Regions from separate parts of the Homo sapiens genome. Here region 2 is linked to region 1. The links are chromatin loops, found by intact Hi-C in ENCODE. Cell type or tissue: endothelial cell of umbilical vein. All regions are shown on one strand. Each heading gives the region's core, and the rest is flanking DNA. Links, peaks and the distances in the headings are about the cores only. Region 1 has its middle 23 kb from the start of PKNOX2-DT. Region 2 overlaps LOC107984406 (a long non-coding RNA gene).

Region 1 (2,906 bases), core at 220-2,719:
CAAGCAATTCTCCTGCCTCAGCCTCCTGAGTAGCTGGGACTACAGGTGCGTGCCACCACGCCCAGCTAATTTTTATGTTTTTAGTAGAGACGAGGTTTCACCATGTTAGCCAGGATGTTCTCGAGCTCCTGACCTCGTGATCCACCCGCCTCGGCCTCCCAACGTGCTGGGATTACAGGCGTGAGCCACCGCGCCCGGCCTGCCACTTTATTCTTTATTCATTCATTCTTTCGTTCATTTGACACATACTGTGTTTCAGGTGCTGGCTGGGAAAAGCAGGAATTGGGGAGCGGGTAGACACTGAGACTGGCCATGACACTCACCAGGCCTTACTCCTTCCCCTTGTCCATGGAGCTCAAGGACTTTGCATTCTAGGGGATGGGGTTGATAAATAAATTATTACAACGTGATTATAAGTATATCAATATATCTACATCTATCTGTCTACCTATCTACCTACCATCTACCTACCTATAAAAGGAGTACAAGGAAGACAGCCCATCTCTGACTAAAGAAGTCAGGGGGAGCCTCAATCTAGAGAGGGTACCACTGGAGCCAGTGCTGAAGGTTATGATGGGAATATCCTAGGAGAGTATCGGGGATCCTGGGAGCTTCCCTGGAAAGTCTGTGACTGATGCCTGAGCTCTTCAACCAGAGTCATCAAATTCAGATATTCACTCTGAAAGGAGCCTCAGAGGCCCTCTCTATCCACAGGTGAGCCGACTGAGCAGTGCCAGGCCTGGGGTGAAGCGGAATTTCAGGAAGCACCCCGTCTCCAGCCACACAGGCGCCAACCCGCCAGCACCACCCTGCAAGCAAGGCCTCACCCTGGTCTCAGGCACAGCTCTCTCCAAGGGTCACACAGCAAAGCCAACAGTGCCATGCAAGGACCCCTGCCGCCTGCACTCCAGTCTTCTGCGTTTTGTGATTATGGAGAGCAAGGGAAAGGGAGAAGGAAAAGAAGGGGAAGAGGAGTCAAGAAATGCACCGCAGTCTCCTGTTCCTACAACAGAAAAGACAGCTCTGAAACTCTATATCCACCCACTTCAAGTTCCCGCCTTCCTCAAGCTTTATGTTCAGAAATGAGGATCTCTTCCCCACAGAGCCCTTCCCTCCCCTCTTTCTACTACGTGCTCTTCCAATTCCACACCTTTTCAACATTTATTTCAGCTGCAGATTGTCTTTCAAAAGCTGGCGGGGCGAGCCCTGCAGAGCCCACCACCGCGGCCAGAGGGTTGTAGTTCTACAGTCAGCCAGCAGGGGGCAGGCCTGCTCCGAGTCTCCGTCCTGCCCCGACCATCCCAGCCCCCCAGCCCAGTCACAACTCCTTAGAGATGCAAATTGAGAGGCAGCCTTCCTAACCCGAGAGGGCTGCTAATTCTCTGACAGTATGCAGATTTCCATCTTGCCTTTGCCTGGGTTTATTTGTTTTACTTTGCAATAAATTTAATACAGACTCCCTGAAGCAGAGAGGCAGATGGACTATAAAGTGCATTTTGAGCAGCCTTAGTTACTAGGTTAGTGTGGGTTTTGATCCCTGCTTAAATTATATCTATGAAATTTGACATGGATTTGGGTCTGGGGTTTGCTGGCTCCTTGGTGCTCTGGAGCGGCTTTTAGAGCATTTACAAGGGTTGATTTGATTATTGGGGCTTTAATTTTTCACAGAGGCTAACGAGGAGGCTGGGAAGCCCGGCCGGGGCCTGGCAGGAAGATGGAAAAGCTGGGATAAGTTGGGTTTCTACCTGCCCCAGTGTTCACGGTATCGAAATCGTTTTCTCATGTCCCTCGAGGGGCCCTAAGTCACTCTCACCAAAGAGCTGCATGCGGAAACCTGTTCTGATTCCCGGGGTAGTAGTGCAGCAAGGAGCTAGCTCAGATTCTACGAAAAAAGTCAGACGCACATATGGGACAGACATAACTAAAACATCTATAAAGAAACATTAACAAGAATGGTACAGATCAGCATTGTATAACAATGTAAATTGGATGTGAGGGGACTTGGCAGAAGGACAAAAGTCAACACACTCCTGTTAACCCCTTTGCCTTGTGCCAGAGTGTGCGGCCTCCCACTTCCCTACTTCCTTCCAGCAGATCCCTGAAGAAAGGAGGCAGAAGGAACTAGGAATGGGATGAGTTGGGTTCTTGCCCTGGCTCCACCGATTACTTCTTTGTTCAGATATTTGGTGAATATATTTAATTTCTGCAAGCTTCAGTTTCCCTCTGCACAGCTGGAATTTCATTATCATGAGGACCCAGTAAGAGATCTTCAGGAAGAATGTGTGTAGGCTGTAAAGGACCGGACCATAAAAAGTGAGTACATGGACAGATGTCATTCCCCGGTTGTGAAATGGTCATTGATGGATTAGGGTAGCAAGGCTTCAAGGCCAGAGAGGAGCTATTAATGGAATTTCCAAAGCCAGTCCATGAGGCAACATTGGTGGAATGAGTTGGGTTTCACAAACTAGCCAAGGTGTGAGACGGCCAGCTTTCTCACTGGTGGTGAGTTCTGTTCACCTGTGTGCGAAGCCTGCCTGCCAGCAGAGGACACCCTGAGAAGGTTCCAGCAGCAGCAGCAGCAGCAGCAGACGCCGAGGATTGTCCTGCAGAGCCCTGAGGGCTTGGCCACCCTGGCTGTGGGAGACTGGCAGGGGCTGGTGCTGCAGATTCATCTTCTCCCGCGTGAACCCGAGTGCAGGCAGAGCTCGGAGACAGAGGAGGGAGGGGAGGGAGGGCCCCTTGGCAAGAACCCAACTCATCCCATTCCTAGTTCCTTCCGCCTCTTTTCTTCAGGGGTCTGCTGAAAGGAAGTAGGGAAGTGGGAGGCCCGTCCCTCCTGCCTCCCTCCTCTGCATCTTCACATCTCTTAGGCCAGAGACTGGAGCAGGAAAGGGAGTTTGAGGGGG
Region 2 (2,906 bases), core at 322-2,821, 240 kb after region 1:
TTCCAGCCAGCTAAGAGGAGGTTTTTACTGTCTTCTCTCTTGACTCAATTTCCCTCCAGCTGTTGGCATCTTGGAACAAACTTGAGAATTTATAGATTGAGACCAAGCAGACTCAAGCAAAAAAGGGGAAAAAACAAGAAGGCAAAAAGTGTGAGTCTCAAATCCAAAAAGAGTATCAAGGGGTAGCTGGGACTGGCTATGGCTGTGTTGGTCAGGCATGCTGATCCCAGAACACTCAAAGGACAACTAACACATATCTAGTGTTTTCAGAGAACTTTCATGTCCATTGTCTGTAAACCTCATGCAGACATTTTACAAATGAGGGCAGTGGGACTCAGAGAGGTTATGTGACTTACTCAAGATTTCTCTGCCAATAAGAAGTGGAAGCAGGATCTCAACCCCAGTGTAACTGACTCCAAATCCCACCTGAGTTTATCCCTTTTTCTCCACCAGCTTGGCCAGCAGGAGTCTCAGATTGCATCTTCAGAGATCACAGAGCAGAAAGCCAAAGAAGCCAGGAGCCAGACATTGAAGAGAAATTTCCTCTGGAGGCTTGCTCAGAAGGGCACCTGGTGCTTCCCCTCTCTTCTCCCTCTTACAAGCAACGAAGGGGGAGTTAGAAAACACAAAACACCAGAACTAGGGATGAAGGAAGGCACTGCTTAAACTGGTCACCAGGACAGCACATCACCAGAGCCCCAGAACAGAGCTTCTCTGAAATAGCAATTGGGGCGGCTCCCACCAAGCCACATCATCCCCATGACTCATGCAGTCGGCTCTTCCTTAGTTTGTGGAAATGAGACAATGAGGATGCGGATGCACCAGGTTGCTGGAAATGAGCCCTGCAGTCTCTGGGAGCCATCCAGACATACCCTACTGTTGGGAAGTCCCCTCGGCCACCACCGCATGTCACTCTGAGTGCCCTGGAGAAAAAGTTCTAGTGTCCTGCAGGAACAACTGAGGAATCTGCCCCTCCAATCACCTTCAGGTGTTAGCACCTAGCTCTCCAAAACCTGGGAGTAGGGTGAGGCTCTGCTGAAGGTGATCTCCAGGCACGGGGCATGTGACTGTGGGGCAGGGGACATTCCTCGGGCTGCAGGAGCCTCTGGGGCTCTGTCCCTGCGGTGCACACAGACCGTTTCACCTCTCCTTTCTCACCCTGCTGAGGACGGGGCTAGTGATGGATTGGAATTCCTTTGAGATTTGCCTTATTTTCCCCTGAGGGAAACCTAGCGTCTTTCTGGATTGTGGAGACTGGAGTAAAATCCAGTTGGCATTAAAACATTAGCGAGCACTTAATTAGTGTCCCCAAAACCAATGTAGAAGCAGAGGAGACTAAAAGCAGACTGCTGACAGTGACATTCTTGATAAGCTGATAGTCAGGGAGTCAGACAGTCTTGGAGGCTTTGTACCTGGGAAATCCCAAATTGGCCTCCTGTGCAGTAAATCCTCCAATCCCACCACATCCTTTCCTGTCTCATCCTCAGCTGACTTCAGTGTCACATGAATCTCCCCTTCATCACTCTGGCCCCACAGATCCTTGACCCCATAAACTCGACTCCATTCTGCCTGCCCCACAATAAATACACGTTAGCTCAGCTTTACGGATCACTCATAATGCATCAGGCACTGGATGCCAGTGGTTTTATGCTTTATGTATTTCATCATTACTTTATCCCTCAAGGTAGGAACTACTATTACTATTTCCATTTTACAGAGAACTACTATTACTATTTCCATTTTACAGATTTGCCCAAGGTCTCCACAGAAGCTGATTTCATCCATCTCTGAGCTGAATATGGACACATCCTGTGGGAATCTCCCAGCTTATCCCAGACGCTCTGAGTCCTTCTTGTCTCCCACCCTACTCCACCTAGTGGTCCATCTGCCCCTGGGGAAATGGACCAGGGCGTTACAATCCACCCCTGCTCCACTTCACTCAGCCTCTCCAGCCTGCAGCCCCACTGCCCTCTGTCCTCAGCTTCTTGCTGTGTCCTGAGACTCCCGGGGTTTTCATTCCTCTCTAGCAGGTGGTAAAGGGATAAGGATTGGGATCCAGGGATAAGATTTAAATAGAGGATTAAGGCTCTGATTGGAGTTATGGTTAGTGTAAGGATACACCCACAGAATTTGGGGTAGGAATTGGGGCCAGAGAACAGAATTTGGGATTTCAGAATTAGAGGTGCCAAGGGTAGTGACATTCTGTTCTCTGGCCCCAATTCCTATCCTTCCAGCTCTGCCACTCCATGACTTTCACTCTGCCTATTCTTTAGCCTCTGCAAACTCCCCAGTTTGTAGAGACCATGGTGTTTCCTTGCTCCAGTTCTGTCTTTGTCAGTATTGGTCTGAGTTTGAGAGGAAAGAGGAGGAGTGAAGGAGACTTCTACTTGGCAGGCTGTTAGTCTGTGGCTGGCACCGAAGCCAGGATGGGAAGGGGGAGGAAGGGAGGGCGTCAGCTGGGTTAGGGGCCCTGCAGAGAAGCTGGCCAGGAACAATTGGGAACAAAGGCTGGATACTCTTCCGCTGAGCCCCAGAGCCTGGCCTTGGCCTTCCGGGAACAGCTCCAGGAAATGGCTGAGATTCCAGATTTGGAAGGAAGAGGCCAGTAAACATGAGCTGGGATCTGACAGGGGAGTGTGGCCTCTGTCTAGGTTGTGGGGGAAAGGAGGCAGCGGGCAAGAGCTGACATTGTAGGCTCAAAACCTGCAAGGCCTGTCTGCTACATATATGGACACAGGCTCTTGGGACTGGAAAGACTCTTAAAAGGTCTTTTACTCCAACCACCTTTCCAGGGCCTGAAAAATACTCCTGCCGAGGATCCTCCAATAGTTTCAGTGATGGGATGGGCCTAAAAAGAAATACACAATGTTGGCTCAGCTTTACGGATCACTCATAATGAGTCAGGC

The links. Peaks named below come from ENCODE experiments on the same cell type or tissue, not always from the same donor. Only the 100,000 strongest peaks of a DNase experiment are listed, where the experiment ranks them.
Region 2: a loop joins it to region 1, with 14 times the contacts of the local background. A loop is called at or near these places in 2 of 110 quality-filtered maps.

What each region holds. Positions count from the first base shown.
Region 1 is chr11:125,140,268-125,143,173 of GRCh38, reverse strand. No RefSeq gene overlaps it. Among named protein-coding and RNA genes, the nearest start is that of PKNOX2-DT, 23 kb to the left of the region's middle. RefSeq lists an enhancer at 827-1,383. In endothelial cell of umbilical vein, for the core only: a CTCF peak has its summit at 1,252 (motif pointing right); a DNase peak (open chromatin) is centred at 1,273.
Region 2 is chr11:124,898,566-124,901,471 of GRCh38, reverse strand. The region is part of intron 1 of LOC107984406 (a long non-coding RNA gene); the gene reads right to left. Among named protein-coding and RNA genes, the nearest start is that of ROBO4, 2.2 kb to the right of the region's middle. In endothelial cell of umbilical vein, for the core only: a CTCF peak has its summit at 1,874 (motif pointing left); DNase peaks (open chromatin) are centred at 771, 1,891 and 2,471; H3K27ac peaks cover 2,500 bases.